2 separate regions of the Homo sapiens genome follow, and region 1 is linked to region 2. A link is a loop called in an ENCODE intact Hi-C map of the cell type or tissue named here. Cell type or tissue: OCI-LY7. All regions are shown on one strand. Each heading gives the region's core, and the rest is flanking DNA. Links, peaks and the distances in the headings are about the cores only. Region 1 overlaps FNDC3B (fibronectin type III domain containing 3B). Region 2 overlaps PLD1 (phospholipase D1).

Evidence for each region. Hi-C counts contacts between places; a loop is a spot of excess contacts. Peaks named below come from ENCODE experiments on the same cell type or tissue, not always from the same donor. Only the 100,000 strongest peaks of a DNase experiment are listed, where the experiment ranks them.
Region 1: it touches region 2 in a loop (2.5-fold over the local background); 10 of 110 quality-filtered maps call a loop at or near these places.

The regions. Positions count from the first base shown.
Region 1 is chr3:172,336,981-172,345,320 of GRCh38, forward strand. FNDC3B (fibronectin type III domain containing 3B) reads left to right here. Exons shown (of 26, transcript NM_022763.4): 16 at 350-421; 17 at 4,133-4,251; 18 at 6,031-6,136; 19 at 7,106-7,278. Among named protein-coding and RNA genes, the nearest start is that of GHSR, 110 kb to the right of the region's middle. In OCI-LY7, for the core only: a CTCF peak has its summit at 4,692 (motif pointing left); a DNase peak (open chromatin) is centred at 4,691.
Region 2 is chr3:171,767,678-171,776,017 of GRCh38, forward strand. The region is part of intron 1 of PLD1 (phospholipase D1); the gene reads right to left. Among named protein-coding and RNA genes, the nearest start is that of PLD1, 39 kb to the right of the region's middle. In OCI-LY7, for the core only: CTCF peaks have their summits at 4,973 (motif pointing left) and 5,172; a DNase peak (open chromatin) is centred at 4,984.

The DNA.
Region 1 (8,340 bases), core at 326-8,325, 570 kb after region 2:
GAACATACAGTCTTACATAAAAATCATCAAATATATTAAAGAGCACCTTCAAGTAAATTCAACAACTTGATCAGTTTGTGCCGAGTTTTTTGTTCATATTTCACTACATGAATGCTCTTTGACATTTCTATATCTAAGAACTTTGAATAGTCTGATAGTATTCAGAGATTCCTGGTTTGTTTTTTTCTTTTTTTTCAACAGAGGAGTTGGTGAAATAAATTATTTTGCCTTTTGGTCATGTCTAGAATTCAGATAGTATAATGGTGTGTGATTTTATGAGTCCTGATGATGTTTACCAATAAAAATCAATATCCTTTTATTGCTAATAAGACATTTGGTTATTTTCCAGATCCCCCTAAGGACAATGGTGGTTCAGAAATCCTCAAGTACTTGCTAGAGATTACTGATGGAAATTCTGAAGGTGAAGTTTTTGGCAATTGTTTTATTCAAATCCAATAGCAAGCTCTGTTTTCTAATATAGTAAATGTCTTTATAGTAATAGTGAGTAATCATTAATTCTAAAGATAGAATTATTATTACAATAAACAAACTTTAGTCACATATTGGCAGTTTTTCTATTTCAAACACAGCACCAGAGATCAGAGTCTACTTGAAACTTACATTTGTGTTATTTAACAATTTTTCTGTATCTTTTTCATTGGTGTTTTGTTTTGTTTATCTTTTGTTTTTGTTTCTTTGGTTTGGTTTGTTTTTGTTTTGTTTTTTGAGATACGATCTCTGTCACACAGGCTGGAGGGCAGTGGCACAAACATGGCCCATTGCAGTCTCAAACTCCTGGGCTTAAGTGACTCTTCTGCCACAGAAGATGAGGAAGAATACATTTTTCATAGTGATGGGGTCTCACTATGTTATCTAGGCTGGTCTCAAACTCCTGGCCTCAAGCAACCCTCCACCTTGGCCTCCCAAAGTGCTGGGACTATAGACATGAATCACCACACTCAGCTTCCATGTCTTTTTATGAACTAGGGTTCCTAATTAATCAGATAAATTTGGTATTTTCATCTCCTAACTTGCCATATGTTTTCTGGAAATTCTTATAAGCAGCCGAGAGTGGTGGCTCACGCTGTAATCCCAGCACTTTGGGAGGCTGAGGTGGGTGGTCAAGAGATCAAGACCATCCTGGCCAACATGGTGAAACCCCGTCTCTACTAAAAATACAAAAATTAGCTGGGTGTGGTGGCAGGCACCTGTAGTCCCAGCTACTTGGGAGGCTGAGGCAGAAGAATTGCTTGAACCCAGCAGGCGGAGGTTGCAGTGAGCTGAGATTGCACCACTGCACTCCAGCCTGGTGACAGAGTGAGACTCTGTCTCAAAAAAAAAAAAAAAAAAAAATTCTTATAAGCAAAGAGAGTATCAGAGGCAGGAAGGGGAAGGTGGAGATAGTGAAAAGGGGTAGGTTCAGTAATCTACAAATTCCCATGCATGATTAAACAGTATATAGTATTGTGGGCTAGTGACAAGAATCACACTTTTATAACAAGTTTAGAAAATGTCTTTCCAACTTCATTGTCATTTTGCTTCAGGTTTTTGTTACTATTCATACTGGGTGGATTAACATGGGACAAATGTTAGAAATAAAATTCCTTAGTGCCTTTTTAAAAATTCTAAGGTTTTCTTTCTAATAAAATTCATTAGACTTTAATAGAGAAAAGTATAGTCTTCAAAACTTTTTAAATGACATATCATCTCACCACTGTAATAATCTCTCTAACTATTAAGGTTTTGTTTTGTTTTGTTTTGTTTTGTTTTTTGAGACGGAGTCTCGCTCTGTCGCCCAGGCGACAGAGTGCAGTGGCGTGATCTCGGCTCACTGCAAGCTCCGCCTCCTGGGTTCATGCCATTCTCCCGCCTCAGCCTCCGGAGTAGCTGGGACTACAGACGCCCACCACTAGGCCGGCTAATTTTTTTTGAATTTTTAGTAGAGACGGGGTTTCACCGTTTTACCCAGGATAGTCTCGATCTCCTGACCTCGTGATCCACCCACCTCGGTCTTCCAAAGTGCTGGGATTACAGGTGTGAGCCACCGCGCCCGGCCCACCATTAAATTTTTTTTTAAATGGCACATGCTAATGCCAAAAACAGAGAGCATTGATAAAACTTTTACAAGCAAGCAGTGCTGATGTGTGGCTGGCTTTTTATTCTGTACCATGAGAACCACCTGGAATTTTTTTAAGTCTGTTGGTTCCTATTTTAAGCTGAAAACATGAGAATTCTTTTGAGATGAGCACAGCTGTTCTAAACATAAAATCATATTTTGTGGTTAAAAACCTGGTTTAGAACTGCTGGGCATGGTGGCTCACACCTGTAATCCCAGCACTTTAGGAGGCGAGATGGGTGGATCACGAGGTCAGGAGTTCGAGACCAGCCTGGCCAACATGGTGAAACCCGTCTCTGCTAGAAAAAATACAAAAATTAGCTGGGTGTGGTGGCATGTGCCTGTAATTCCAGCTACTTGAGAGGCAGAGGCAGGAGAGTCGTTGGAACCCAGGAGTCGGAGGTCGCAGTGAGCCGAGATCGCACCACTGCACTTAAGCCTGGGCGACAGAGTAAGACTCTGTCTCGGAAGAAAAAACAAAAAACAAACAAACAAACAAAAAACCTGGTTTAGCTTTTCTTCATTAGAAAAACCCAACTAGGTTAGAAGTCATGTATATGCCAGTGGCTCGTTGTGAATATTTAAGTATGTTTTGAATTCTCATGGCTCCCTTTAGCTACTGATGACAAATCAAAAGTAGGGGCCCTTCTGGACTTCCAGTTAACAACTTTGTGACTGCATGGCTGAGTGAGTGATTGAATCTTTTCAGTAATCCTTGCTCCCAGTCACCTTTTCAGTACAGGTTTTTTTGACCTGTAATATCAGGATAATTGCCTTTGCTATTGCCTTTCTTCATATGGCCTTAGTGCATGCGACTCTGTTGTGAATCTAAACTAATAAGCCGCTGGGGGAATTTGTGGAAGTTACTCTAGTTAAAATACCAGGGAATAGAAAAAGCATTTCCCCTAAAACAACTTCATGTAGTAAAAGGCTTTTGTAAAGTGGTCAACTGGAAACACAGCGTGAGTGGGAATAAAACAGAGGAGTGAAGAGCCTCCCAGTGGCCTGGAATTGTGAGTCAGGCAGGCGGCTGAGGCAGCCCTGGGTGCCCTTGCTTCTGACGGCATCAGCCTTGGGGGGCACCCAGACTCCTGGTGACCGTTTCTCTCTTCAGTTCCACAAAGCGGTCAGATCACTTGGGTCATGCCACATTTGGTCTTTAATTTGTCACCCCCGTAGGCATTTTTGTCTTTTTTTTTTTTTTTTTTTGAGAGAGTTTCACTCTGTCGCCCAGGCTGGTGTGCAACGGCGCAATCTCGGCTCACTGCAACCTCTGCCTCCTGGGTTCAAGTGATTCTCTTGCCTCAGCCTCCCAAGTAGCTGTGATTACAGGTGCCCACCACCATGCCCAGCTAATTTTTGTATTTTTAGTAGAGACAAGGTTTCGCCAGGTTGGCCAGACTGGTCTCAAACTCCTGACCTCAGGTGATCCACCCACCTCGGCCTCCTAAAGTGCTGGGATTACAGGCGTGAGCCACCGCCTGTAATTTTTGTCTTTTAAGTGGAGCTCCATGAAGGCAGTCAAAAGACCCAGTTTTTAAAAGAGGATTTCACTTCCTTTGACCTCTAGGCAGATAAGAACAGGGAGAAATTCTTGCGTACCACCCCAGACTTGCCAGAAGCCTCGTGGCCAAGAAGTAGCCCCGTGCCTGGCTGCCCCTGAGGCCTCCTCACACCAGGAGCATTTGATAGCTTGCCCACCCCTGTTCTGTGTCTCCTACCACTCCCTCCATGCCAGCGGCACGTTTCATTATGGTTTCCCACATCCAAACCTCATAGCAAATGTAATTGTGGTGATAATAGGTAGTCTAGCCAGCAACACTAAGTATTAAAAATGACTCAATGTTATTTTGGTATTTAACTTTGTAAAAGAAAAAGGAAGAGCTTTCTGGCTATTTAAAAAGAAAAAGAAGATGTTGGTTTTCATGAAAACATAGAGCTTTTTCTTGTCAGCAATGGCTGATATGCTACATTTTTACAAGAGGCATAAAGTCATGCATAAGTCTTGTTTTACAGCGAATCAGTGGGAAGTGGCCTACAGTGGGTCGGCTACCGAATACACCTTCACCCACTTGAAACCAGGCACTTTGTACAAACTCCGAGCATGCTGCATCAGTACCGGCGGACACAGCCAGGTTGGTTTTGTTTCCATATGAAAGTAAACCTCATTGATCAAATTCGGACAAACTGTCTATAACATCAGAAGCAAATTGCAGTTTAAACAATGTATCTTGGTAATGCAACCTAATAGTATCATGTCAGGAAATGAAAAATAGAGCTTTCTGAATTGCTGTTTAGAGGTATAAGATAGGCCTAAATGATTCCCTACTGAATTGTGGTATTTTCGGGTACATTTGTCACTCACTCATTTCTCAGAAGGCTTTGACATAATCACCTGTGACAGTTGAAAATTGTCTGGAATTTGCATTGACTAAATAAAGGAGACCTCGGTTATTGCAATGATTAAAAAACTATAGATTTTAGAGTAAAAAGATAAGACCTGCACAGCACTGCTGTTACCACATCTATCAATTTTAAGAATTTGAGACATACCTTCCTCAAGGTACTTTACTGCCATCTGCTGGAAAGTTGTTGCAAAAACAATATAAATCCATGATGACTGAGCTGAGTGGCACCTCCTGAAGTTGTGTGGTACCCAACGTACACATCTGTAGGCAGCATCCATTCTTTTGTTTCTACTATTTATATGACTTTAGACTAACCTGTTAACATGTCAGGAGCCTTAGTTTCAACCACATAGTACTCTCATAGGCGCAAAACAACCTAATAAATATACATGGAGTACTCTAGAAATAATTGTTATCTAAATGGTTTTAACTTACACTCAGAAAAGTGAATGAGAAACGAGATGCCAAAAGATACTTTCACTGTAGAGATATTTAACATTATGATTTGAAACCACTAAACATTTAAAATGAAAGAGAAGGAGAGATGGTGGCTTACAGCCCTGTGCTGGGTTGACTTTTCAAGAGAATACCTGCCATTTGAAGGCCTAACTTTTCTAGTCAACCCACTTGCAACATCAGTTTTTGTGTTTACTTTCTTTTGCCCCCAAGGATGGTACTAGGGCATCTAGACTGCCCATGTAGACACTGCCTGTGAGGAGAAGGTCCAGCTGGACCATCTTTATACAGTGCCGAAGCTGTCTGGAATGCCTCCCAGGTGGAGTAAATCCAAATCAAAGCTGAGATTATCAGTGGTCCTTCCTATGTGTGAGGCACTACACAAGGTGGCACTGAGGCTGAACTGCTCAAATGCATAGAGTTCATTTCCTCTGTGCCACTTCTCAGGAAGAAAACTGAATGTGGCTGAGCTGTATAGCTCTACCTGATTTTCTCCCGTCTCAGGAAGTAGGTCAGCTTCCATACCACTAGCCTTACGCAACCAGATCCTGCAAAATAAAGGACTGCTTATTTTAGCATTAACAGTACCTGCTGGTTGATGTCAGAATCAATTGATTAATATTGAGTTTATTTGCTTTTCTGCTCTGTATGTGAGTGGTTGGCCATTTATGGTACCATTTTAAAATTTCATCCAGCTGTCGTTTTGTGTTCTCTTCTGTCCTCATGAAGGGTCTTTCTAATTTTGATTTGAAGGAAAAGAATTGTGTGCTTAGGATATACAGTACTCATGTCTGCTAATCTAACTTCAAAAATAATCATTCTTGTTTTTCCCAGTGCCATATGAAGTCTATAGCCACCCTTAAAACACACACACATAAATTTATATGAAGATCTTAATTACATTAAAAGCATACCATAATGTGCACACATTTAGTGTGTAACCCCTTTTCGGTAACATTTGCAGTTATGGGGTGGAATTTGCCTGATATGTAGAGGTCTGATAAATTCACAGTAACTAAGAGATGGTTCTCTCTGGTGTTTCTCCTGCAGTGTTCTGAAAGTCTCCCTGTTCGCACACTAAGCATTGCACCAGGTCAATGTCGACCACCGAGGGTTTTGGGTAGACCAAAGCACAAAGAAGTCCACTTAGAGTGGGGTGAGTGAACTAACCTTCACATTGACATTGACAATTTGGACAATTGGAGATGAAGACTTATGCTTTGTAGTTAAGTTTCAAAGCTTTCTTCTAAAGACCATATACGTTTTTGTCTGTTGAGGATGTCCATATTCTTCTTGAAGTATGTTGACCCAGGTTTTTTATGTGTGTCATTCCCCCCATCCACACCCGCAACACTGTCCCTCACCTTCCTCTTCCTGATGGTGCCACACACATGGTTTATCCCCCGCACTTCAGGGGACACATTTCTAGGGAGTATTTCAAGAACAGCCAGTCTTTTTCAGAAAGTTTTCAACTTTATTCATGGGAAAAAAATTTTGTGCTCCATTTAGAATTTAAACCAAAGAATGGTTTATAAGATCACATGGAATTCTTTCTCGTCTTTGTTTGCAACCACCTCTGCTGCATTGTCCTGTGTGGGTCCTGATGTTTTTACAGCATTGATTTAAGCTGTATTAGCGTTTCCTGTTGTGTCCAGCAGTTTACAACATGTATAATTACAAGTACAAATGTACAGAACTCTCTAGCAGACTATTTTTTCCTACCACTTATGTCTAAAGTATAATAAATTGTGCCAATTTGGGGTCCTGTATTTTGATTTAGCATGACCTTTGGTTTCCAATTAAAGAGATTTTTCTTCCCTCTTTTTCTTCCATTTACCTAGCATTAGAATATGAAGAAATATATCTAATGTTCCTATAATTTTGGGATTATTTTATCAATGTAATTAAATAAACTTCAGTGGACCCGCTTTGGAGAGTATGGATAACATCATTCAGAAACTTTTATTTTTATATCTCTTTTTTGGTGGGCATGGATTCTTTTGTAAGGGAGATACTGAGGCCGGCCACCTATGTGATATTTTGCTCAACTTGTGTGAAATCTGGTGCACTTTGGTCAACTGGAAGCACAAAGTGTTCTAAGATGAAAAAAATTCTTCATTCCCAGATGTTCCTGCATCGGAAAGTGGCTGTGAGGTCTCAGAGTACAGCGTGGAGATGACGGAGCCCGAAGACGTAGCCTCGGAAGTGTACCATGGCCCAGAGCTGGAGTGCACCGTCGGCAACCTGCTTCCTGGAACCGTGTATCGCTTCCGGGTGAGGGCTCTGAATGATGGAGGGGTGAGTATAAGCCCATACACCATAACCAGAATCAGAATGCATAATCAGAACCCAAAGTGCTAGCACTTCTGTCTCTAGCCTCCTGAAATTTTTGACAGTCTTGATGCAACCTTGACAACCATTAATGCAGTGTCTGTAAATCTTAATTCTGAGTTGATATTGTTGTGATTTCATATAGACCCAGCATTAGAAGTTTTCTGTTTCTTTTGTCCTCATATCATTCTATGAAGACAGCACTCAAGGTTAATAAGGATATCACCCTGTAGATATTTTCGACAGTTTTTGGAAAATTTCCTATTCTATTGACTTTATCAGTTCAGGGAAATTAGGATTAGATAATAGTTCTAATAAAAGTTTTATACTGTCTTGTCTAAATGAACCAGCAACATCTTAGGTCAGTTTTTACAACTAGAGAAGGGTAGTGGCCAGGGACACCAGCTTGTTTTTGTTTTGTTTCACGTGAAAACTACAGGACTCTCTCCTTCTATTGCTCCATTTGGAGTTGTCAAGTTGAGCTATCAAAAATTGAGAATATATATGTCTATGTTATATCCATAAAGGTTGTTGTCCTTTTTTTCTTTGAAATTGCCAAATGATGTGGATTTAGGGGGAGATGAATAATGAGCAGTGGGAGTCCCAGTAACTGTGAGGCTTTTGGGTGGGCTCAGAGATTGATGAAGCATAAAAGGGCAGAAGCGTGTGGGTAAAGCCAGCTAAATGCCCCGTCCAAAGTGCCAGTGGTTTGTGTAGATGGGCTCCATGCAAATAAATAGAATTAATTAATTGATGATTTTTTAAAAAAATAAGACAGCCCAACTTGCAGTGACTTTTTGTTTTAAGTGAAAGCAAGTTTATTAAGAAAGTAAAGGAATAAAAGAAGGGCTATTCCTTAGGCAGAGTGCCCAAAACTGGATTTCTCCTAATTCTCCAATAGAAAAGAATTTCAGACACAACAATGATACTTAAGTGAAAACAAAAAAGTCTGAACATTAACGCCTATGTACCTGAACTTATAATCATGTAAGCGAAAAGAAGATGGATAGTGATGAGCACACTGTTGTG
Region 2 (8,340 bases), core at 209-8,208:
CTCAACTGTAAAATGGAGATAATAAAGAAAATCAACAACTTAAGGTTGTTGTGAGGATTAAGGAAAAGGCTTAGAACAGGCCGGGCATGTTTACAAGGCTCATGCCTATAATCCCAGCATTTTGTTTACATGGCTCATGCCTGTAATCCCAGCATTTTGGGAAGCCAAGGTGGGAGGCTGACTTAAGACCAAGAGTTTGAGGTTGCAGTGAGCAGTGATCGTGCCACTGCACTCCAGCCTGGGCAACAGAGTGAGACTCTGCCTCAAAAAAAAAGAGAGGGGGGCTGGGGCTTAGAACAGTGACTGCACTTAGGAAATGACTTTTATGTGTTCATTATTATTATTATTATTATTATTATTACCACTATTCTACCACTTCTGCTATGACTATTACTACTAACTGGGGTAGTACTACTACCCCAGAAATGCTGGGTCAAACTTAAATTGGGTTCTTCAGAATGAAACAGGCAACTGGGGAGCTCTGTGGTCAGATCAGCTCCAGGAGTATACTCTATCCTCAACTTTTGCAATCCCTCTGGGAAGTTAAGTATTTACTGACATTACTAAAATAGTGAATTTCCAGGGTGGATGGCATCACAATCTCCCACATTTTCTGGTACGTAACCATAAGACCTATGTGCACACAAGCACCTGGTTCTTGAGGGGGGCAAGAACCAGGAGGTTAGGCATGGAAAAGGCAGATGTGGCACAGTTCATTTTAGTCAATACATGAAGCTGACAAGGCTATAAACTGCAGATGAAAAGCCTGCACCTCCCAAACCGTACGCTGCAAAGATCAAGACTATGTGTGATCACACAGGAACAAGGAGTGATCTGGGCTGTGAAGAACGGAACTGGTCCATCAGGTGAAAATCTACCAAGGTTCGACGGTCAGAAAATTCATCTCTAATACCACTACTACTCCTAGTTCTTCAATTCTTTCCTCAGAGTCCTGATCTTCTACTGCCATGCAACTTCCTCAACGTTTGGGGCGTAGCCAATTCAAGTTAAAAAAGTTTGCCTAAGAATTTCTCTCCAGCTTTGAAACTCAGATTCATTTTATAAGAAAATTGGCATCACGCCCTTCTGGGTCACAGCGAGGTCCATAAACCATCTGAGATGTGTGAGACATCTAAGTCACTTTGACTATCAACAAGAAAGCATGTTGGATAAAAATTAATTAGCACAAAACTCAACTTAAAATTAGATGGTATGTTATGAGACAAATGCTCATCTCTTATTAGCCAAAAGACCCAGATATAACAAAATTAAGCCAGTCCAGCAGAATGAGAGCAAGAATGCAATGTGTGTTCCAAACCTAGAATCAGGAATAATCTAAGGTTTGCTTAGACACTTTACCCCAAATTTACAGATTTTGAACTCTCTACTGTACAGTCCTTTTTTTTCTCCCACGTTTGGAGGAAACATTTTAACGTGTATATTCTCTGGGAAAACCCTAAAATCTGGTTTTTAGGGAGTTTCCCTCTTATCTAATCCTTTGCCACATTATTTTTGTTTCGAATCTGTGGTCTTTGCTTTGTTACCATCTCTAGATGAAAAGCTATGAAGCACTTGGGAACACAGAAACTGAGATCCACAAGATACAAATGAGTTTCATGTAAGCTTTTAAAGACCTTTATCTGTACCCATCAAGCACAAACAAGTAATCAACGACTAAAATGTCTTAATATTTCTCTCTAAAATCATCAGGCAGCTACAATCAGGTGGACAAGTCGTTCCTTAAAATTTAATATCATTTAATAATTAATAATTGCACAATAGCATATATGCGTAGTAATAGCATATATATGGCATGTATATAAAACATAGCAAAGTCATAGCAATCTTTGCACTTTTGGGAAAGCTAAAATGATGTAATAAACTTACTGTTAAAGAAAATATCTACAGAGGCAGGGGCAATAACACAGCTGTACAATTGTGCCTTAGGGGGTATAAAATACAGTCCACTTTGTAATCCCGAAATGGCATGCAGCCATAACATTGTAACTTCAACTTAGCACTGATGGGGAAAGGGATCCTTAAAGTTTAGCATATCACCTCAGAGATCTTTTTTAAGTACCTATTTCTGTCTCCCTTCCCCCTCAATTTTTTTTAAGCAGAGAAGAACATGAAAGAACAGACCCTTTCTAATACACTGTATTTCGCAGTGGGGAAAAAAGGAGAATAAAATGGCAATAACAGAAGCATATTAGCATATTTAAAACACTAGTACATTACCCTGAACTAAAGCATCCTTAAAGTAACATGAAAGCAAGAGAAACTATATTTCATAAAGTGTTGCAAACTTTAAAACACCAAATTGAACTACTCCTATAGAACAATTTCATGCCAGATTGCTTTGGTGGCAAATTAATAAAGGCAGAATTGCTCTTTAGATCTTTAAATTAACGAGATTAAGGAAGACAATGTCTTTCTCTGTGCTTAATTATATTGACTTAATTTCTTAATTACTATTAACTATACTTTTATGTTTTACAAGTCACACTCCATTTTTACAGCTGTTCTTTAATCCTCGGGTAATCTCGTATTCTGAAGAATCACTTGAGAATAAAAACAGCAAAACTGAAGACAAAATTCAATTGGGCTTAATCCACCTGTACATTCTGCCTGAATCAATTCTTATGCCAGTATTTTGAGGCATTCCAGAAAAGTGCCAGACTTTTCAAAGAGAAAAATTAAAATGATATTCTGGTTCACTGAAACTCCAAGGAGTAGGCCTGAAGAAAAACCGTGCATCAGACAAGCACGCACCAGTGGGGTGAGGGAGGACAACCCCAACTGGGGCCCAACACTCCACTACTTAACGTTTCAAAAAATAAAATCAACTGTGTATAAAATCATATTTATACCTAGAAGGTCTAGTGCGACGACACAAAGAAAGCAATTATAAGAAAGGAACTAGGCTAGGCAAGGTGGCTCACGCCTGTAATCCCAGCACTTTGGGAGGACAAGGCAGGCAAATCGCTTGAGCCCTGGGGTTGGAGACCAGCCTGGGCAACATGGCAAAACCTGGTCTCTATAAAAAAGTATAAAAAAAAAAATTAGCTGGGTGCGGTGGCATGCACCTGTAATCCCAGCTATTCAGGAGGTTGAGGTGGGAGGATCGCTTGAGCCCAAGAGGTTGAGACTACAGTGAGCCATGATCATTCAACTGCACTCCAGCCTTGGTGACAGAGCAAAACCCTATCTCAAAAAAAAAAAAAAAAAAAAAAAGGGGGCGGGGGCAGGGCTGATATTTACTAACAAGACCTCTGGACTGCAAATCCAACACAGATACTAATATGTCATTTCCACTTGGCTTCCAGTTGTATTTAATATGGTCAAAAAATGCATATATTATAAGGAGAAACATAACCCCCTAAACCTCTGCAGGATAAACGAACTCACATTATTTTCTAAAAGAACGCAGCAACCCAGTCTGTCCTATCATCACACCGTGAGCTCAGAAAGAAAATCTGACACACGCAGCAGAAAGTGCAAAATGTTATTTACTAACCTGGTGCCCCTGTGAAAGCAGTTGCTCCATATCACCTTAAAGAAAGAATCCTTACTATGAAACCAATCTCCAAGGCAGCTGATAGCCAAGAGGTGGCAAAATCGACTACCCTGAGAATCCAAATAAACGGGCAAAGCCTTCCTGTTCCCAAGCCCAGTTTTGGCTGACTCCCTCAAGGCAACTTAAGTCATAGCCAAGCCCACAAAGCACTTTAGCCTATAAGCTTTAGTAATGAACTTGAAACCACTCCCCATATGTTAAAGAGACACCGGACTGCTGTGAGAAATAAAACCCACATACAGAATGAGCTACAGCTTCAGGCTGCACTTTTGTACTTGCTGCCCAAGAAAACCATAACACAAACTTAAACAAAGAGAACTCTCACTCCCTTCTCTCCCCTCAGACACTGCAATAAAGTGAATGATTAATTTTAAGCAAGGGGATACAGTCTGCCCTCCATTAGGGCCATGAAATGACTTTTATATTGTTCAAGTTGTGTGGCAGTTATGGAACAGATAGCACTGTAATTTCACATTGCATAAGAGGGACATATGAAGTTATCATTTCTGAGAATCAAATGTAGATAGTATTACTATTTTCAGATAACATTGAATAAGCTTAAAAACCTCATCAAATCCAACGATTAACATAAGTTCAATAGGAAATTTTGTCAAAGAACCTTCTAACTTCTGATTCTGACTTAGTGTCTATAAATCTTAAAAACATTCTTATAATTCAGTTTCACCACCTACATTTAGAATGGATGTATAAGCTAAGACACGTCTTTTAACATGGATCTTTAAGCTGCCTTTTAAAATGGAACTTAATACCACTCACTAAGATTTCAAAATAAGAAATTTATGTTTCATTCTAGAAAAATGTAGTCAATCAATTCCTTAAAGCAGTTAGATCTTAAAACAGAGTCAGTAATGTTCTAGCATATTGTTAGAACATCAGCTTTTTAACACAATGTGTTCACAGTATACTTATTTTCCCCTAGTTTTCAACTCCAAGAACAGTTTTAATTCTAATGGCTTGTTGCCATGATTTGTATTTTGTTTAAATGAGACTTATTTCAACACAATAACCAAGGTTTTTGAACTTTAATTATTGTTTCTCCTAAACCATAAGATTGGACCAAATATGCAGGCAAAGCTTGATTCACCTGTTGCCAAACTGATTTACATGAATTACTGGTAAAATTCAAGTTACTCAAAACCTGTGAAATATAAGCCATTAGCTCAACAAATTCACCCATGAAAATCCTGGAGACTATTTTAGATCTAATACACACCTTGCCCACCCCTCTACCCACTCCCAGGTCAGGGCTCAAGAGGATCTCATGGGGTCACCATAGAATGAGGGGGCAAGATAATTTCTTTTCTCAGGGAAAAAAGAAAACGAGCCTCAAGACCTGTGGCTGATGACTTTAAAAGGAGCTAGTACCCCACCTGCTGGCAAAACCAAGCGAAAGCTGGATGAGCTGAACAAACCTCAGGGGAAATGTTATTACTTTGATGTTGGAAGAAAAACAGAGAAGGAGCAGCTATGCGAGCACATTAATGTCACATTCAGTATGTCGTTAAATATTATTAAATTTTTCCCCACAATAGTGATATATTTCTAGAGGATATAAAAATGCTCATGCAAAAAAAGTAGATTCAAAACCATCTATTTTACATGGATCTGGTTTGCAAACATATATGATGATTTGCATGCCCAAGGAAATCCTCTGATAAATAATATTGATCTCTCCTCTGCAGAAAGAGCTTCAAAAAATACTCCTGGGAGACCAACACAATCTTTGAAATGGAAGAAATATGAATAAATCCCCAACTCAGCTAGATAAACTACTGGTGGGGCTGTGTCTCCATCAGTCTGTATGTCTGTATTCCCAGAATTTCTCTTATCTTTCAGCAAAAATTTATTTCCTTTTGCCACATATAAATTAATTCTTCTAAAATGAATATCTGATATTAACCTTAATGAAGATGAAGAAAAGTTAAGTGGTGGGCACCAAATTACACTACATTCTTTAATAAAACCCCGCAATAATAAGAGTATAGCAGGATATGACTTTTAAATGAGCCCAAGCTGTACTACTAAAACTAAAATGAGGCCAGGTGCAGTGGCTCATGCCTGTAAGCCCAGCACGTTGGGAGGCCGAGGCGGGTGGATCACGAGTCAGGAGCTCCAGATCAGCCTGACCAACATGGTGAAACCCCATCTAAACCCCGTCTCTACTAAAAATACAAAAATTAGCCGGGCGTGGAGTAGTGCACCTATAATCCCAGCTACTCAGGAGGCTGAGGCAGGAGAATCGCTTGAACCCGGGAGGCGGAGGTTGCAGTGAGCCGACTTCGTGCCATTGCACTCCAGCCTGGGCAACAGAGCGAGACTCCGTCTCAAAAAACAAAACAAAACAAACAAACTAACTAAAATGAATAAGGATAGCTATTATATAAGCTCTTCCGATGAGCCAAGCTTGGTTCTAAAGTGCTTTATAAGTACCAACTCATTTAAACATTACCACTCTATTATTATACCAGTTTGTTTGTTTGTTTGTTTGTTTGAGACGGAGTCTCGCTCTGTCACCCAGGCGGGACTGCAGTGGCGCTGTCTCGGCTCACTGCAACCTCCGCCTCCTGGGTTCACGCCATTCTTCTGCCTCAGCCTCCCGAGTAGCTGGGACTACAGGCGCCCGCCACCGCACCCAGCTAATTTTTTGTACTTTTAGTAGAGACGGGGTTTCACCGTGTTAGCCAGGATGGTCTCGATCTCCTGACCTCATGATCCGCCCGCCTCGGCCTCCCAAAGTGCTGGGATTACAGGCGTGAGCCACCGCGCCCGGCTATTATACCAGTTTTACAGATGATAAAACTGAGGCGTCCAAAGGCTAGTAAGTACACTGCCAAGATCACACAGTTAGAGACAGAGCTGGGATTAGAACCCAGGTCGGTGCTCCTAGCCATGTACTTTAAAAACTCTTTCTTCCTGAGTGCGTACCACTTAAACCCTGCCAGGCCCTGGTCAAATGCAAGGGCGGGGGAGACAGTGGATAAGGCCTGCACTGTGAACAGTCCTCATAAAGGCTTTCCAGAGAAGTGGCCACAGAACTGAGACCTGGAGGTGACATGGAAGGGAAAGGGTCCCCAGGGAGAGGGCACTCACTCAGTCTGCCAAGGCAAAGGGTAAACGGGGTGGGGGACATTGGAGGGACTGCCTGCAGGGACCTTAGTAAGGCTGAGGGACCAGCAGAAGAAAATGCTGTGAGGAAGGCAGAGTCCTCTTATGTCACATCATGGAGCAAAGAGGCATCACCAACGGATGCTAAACCGGAAAGTGTCCAGATATGCATGTTGAAAAGGTAAGTAGGAGGAATGAGGCCTTTTTGGGTGAGTAGGAATTTAGACATTCCAGGTAAAGGCAAGCACAGGCCAGTGCTGTAAGACATACAAGTTTATACTTTCATAAACTGTATCAAGGAGGCTTGTGCCGTAAACCCCGCAGCAGCATGCGCACTGGCTCCCTTGTCAAGCCAGCTCGGGGCTGGAGCCACGTGGTGGTTACTAATGCCATTCACAGAGTTAGGGACAAGGAGGAAGGGCAGGGTGGTGGGAGGAGGGTGGGGAGATGCTCAAGCCAAGGAGTTCACTGAGGGAGGCTGGGTTTGAGGTCCTCTGAGCTGTTCAGGGAGGATATCCAGCAGGCCCCAGGAGATGCAGGCCAGGTGCTACAGTCCTTTGCCTAGACAGCAGAGGTGCACATTTAGGAGTCACTGACACTGAAGGAGCAGCTGCAGCTGGGGGACAGTGGGACACAGAGTTTGTCCCTGGAAAATGTACAGCATGAGAAGAAAGAGTGAAATTTAAGGCAAGGCTAAGGGTGTCAGACAGAATTCAGGCTGTTGATAAAAAATTTTATTTTTATTTTTACTAACTTCTAACTAAAATTATCATTTCCTTCTGTAACTTGTCATCAAAGATATTTTCTTTGACGTCAAAGATATTTTCTTAGACATCAAGGATTTTTCATATCACATTAGTTATTGCAATATCTCAAAGTATCATTTCCACTCATCACTATTTCAAAATTACAGTAGTTATTAGACCTGCCACTAGATACTGGTAAGTAATGCATTTTAATAAAGGACATGTATTACAATATGACATATTTACTTCTTTGCATATTGATAACTTTATGTCAGTATAATTGGTTTCCTTTGTAATCCTATGCATTTTAATTTTATGTGTTTAATTTTACAGAATAAATATTCTGTAGAGTGGTTCATTAGCTTAATTAGAATGTCAAAGAGGTCCCCATGGCACAAGTAAAAGTAAAGAACATCTGATTTAAAGAGGGAAAGAGCCCAGCGCAGTGGCTCACGTCTGTGATCCCAGCACTTTGGGAGGCTGAGAGGGGCGGATCACCTGAGGTCAGGGGTTCAAGACCAGCCTGGCCGACATGGTGAAACCCCGTCTCTACTAAAAATACAAAAATTAGCCGGGCGTGGTGGCACACATCTGTAATCCCAGCTATTCAGGAGGCTGAGGCAGGACAATTGCTTGAACCCAGGAGGCAGAGGTTGCAGTGAGCAGAGACTATGCCACTGCACTCCAGCCTGGATGACAGAGGGACACTCTGTCTCAAAATAAGTAAACAAAAAAAATTAATTAATTAATTAAAATAAAAGGGGAAAGAAAAAGCCACAGGAAAACACTTAAAAATAGCTCTGCGAAAAGGGGGACCCTAGTATGAGATGGAGACAGCTTTCAAAGCTAGGATGCAAACGCAGGACTTCTGACTTTGTGTTCTTTCTACCA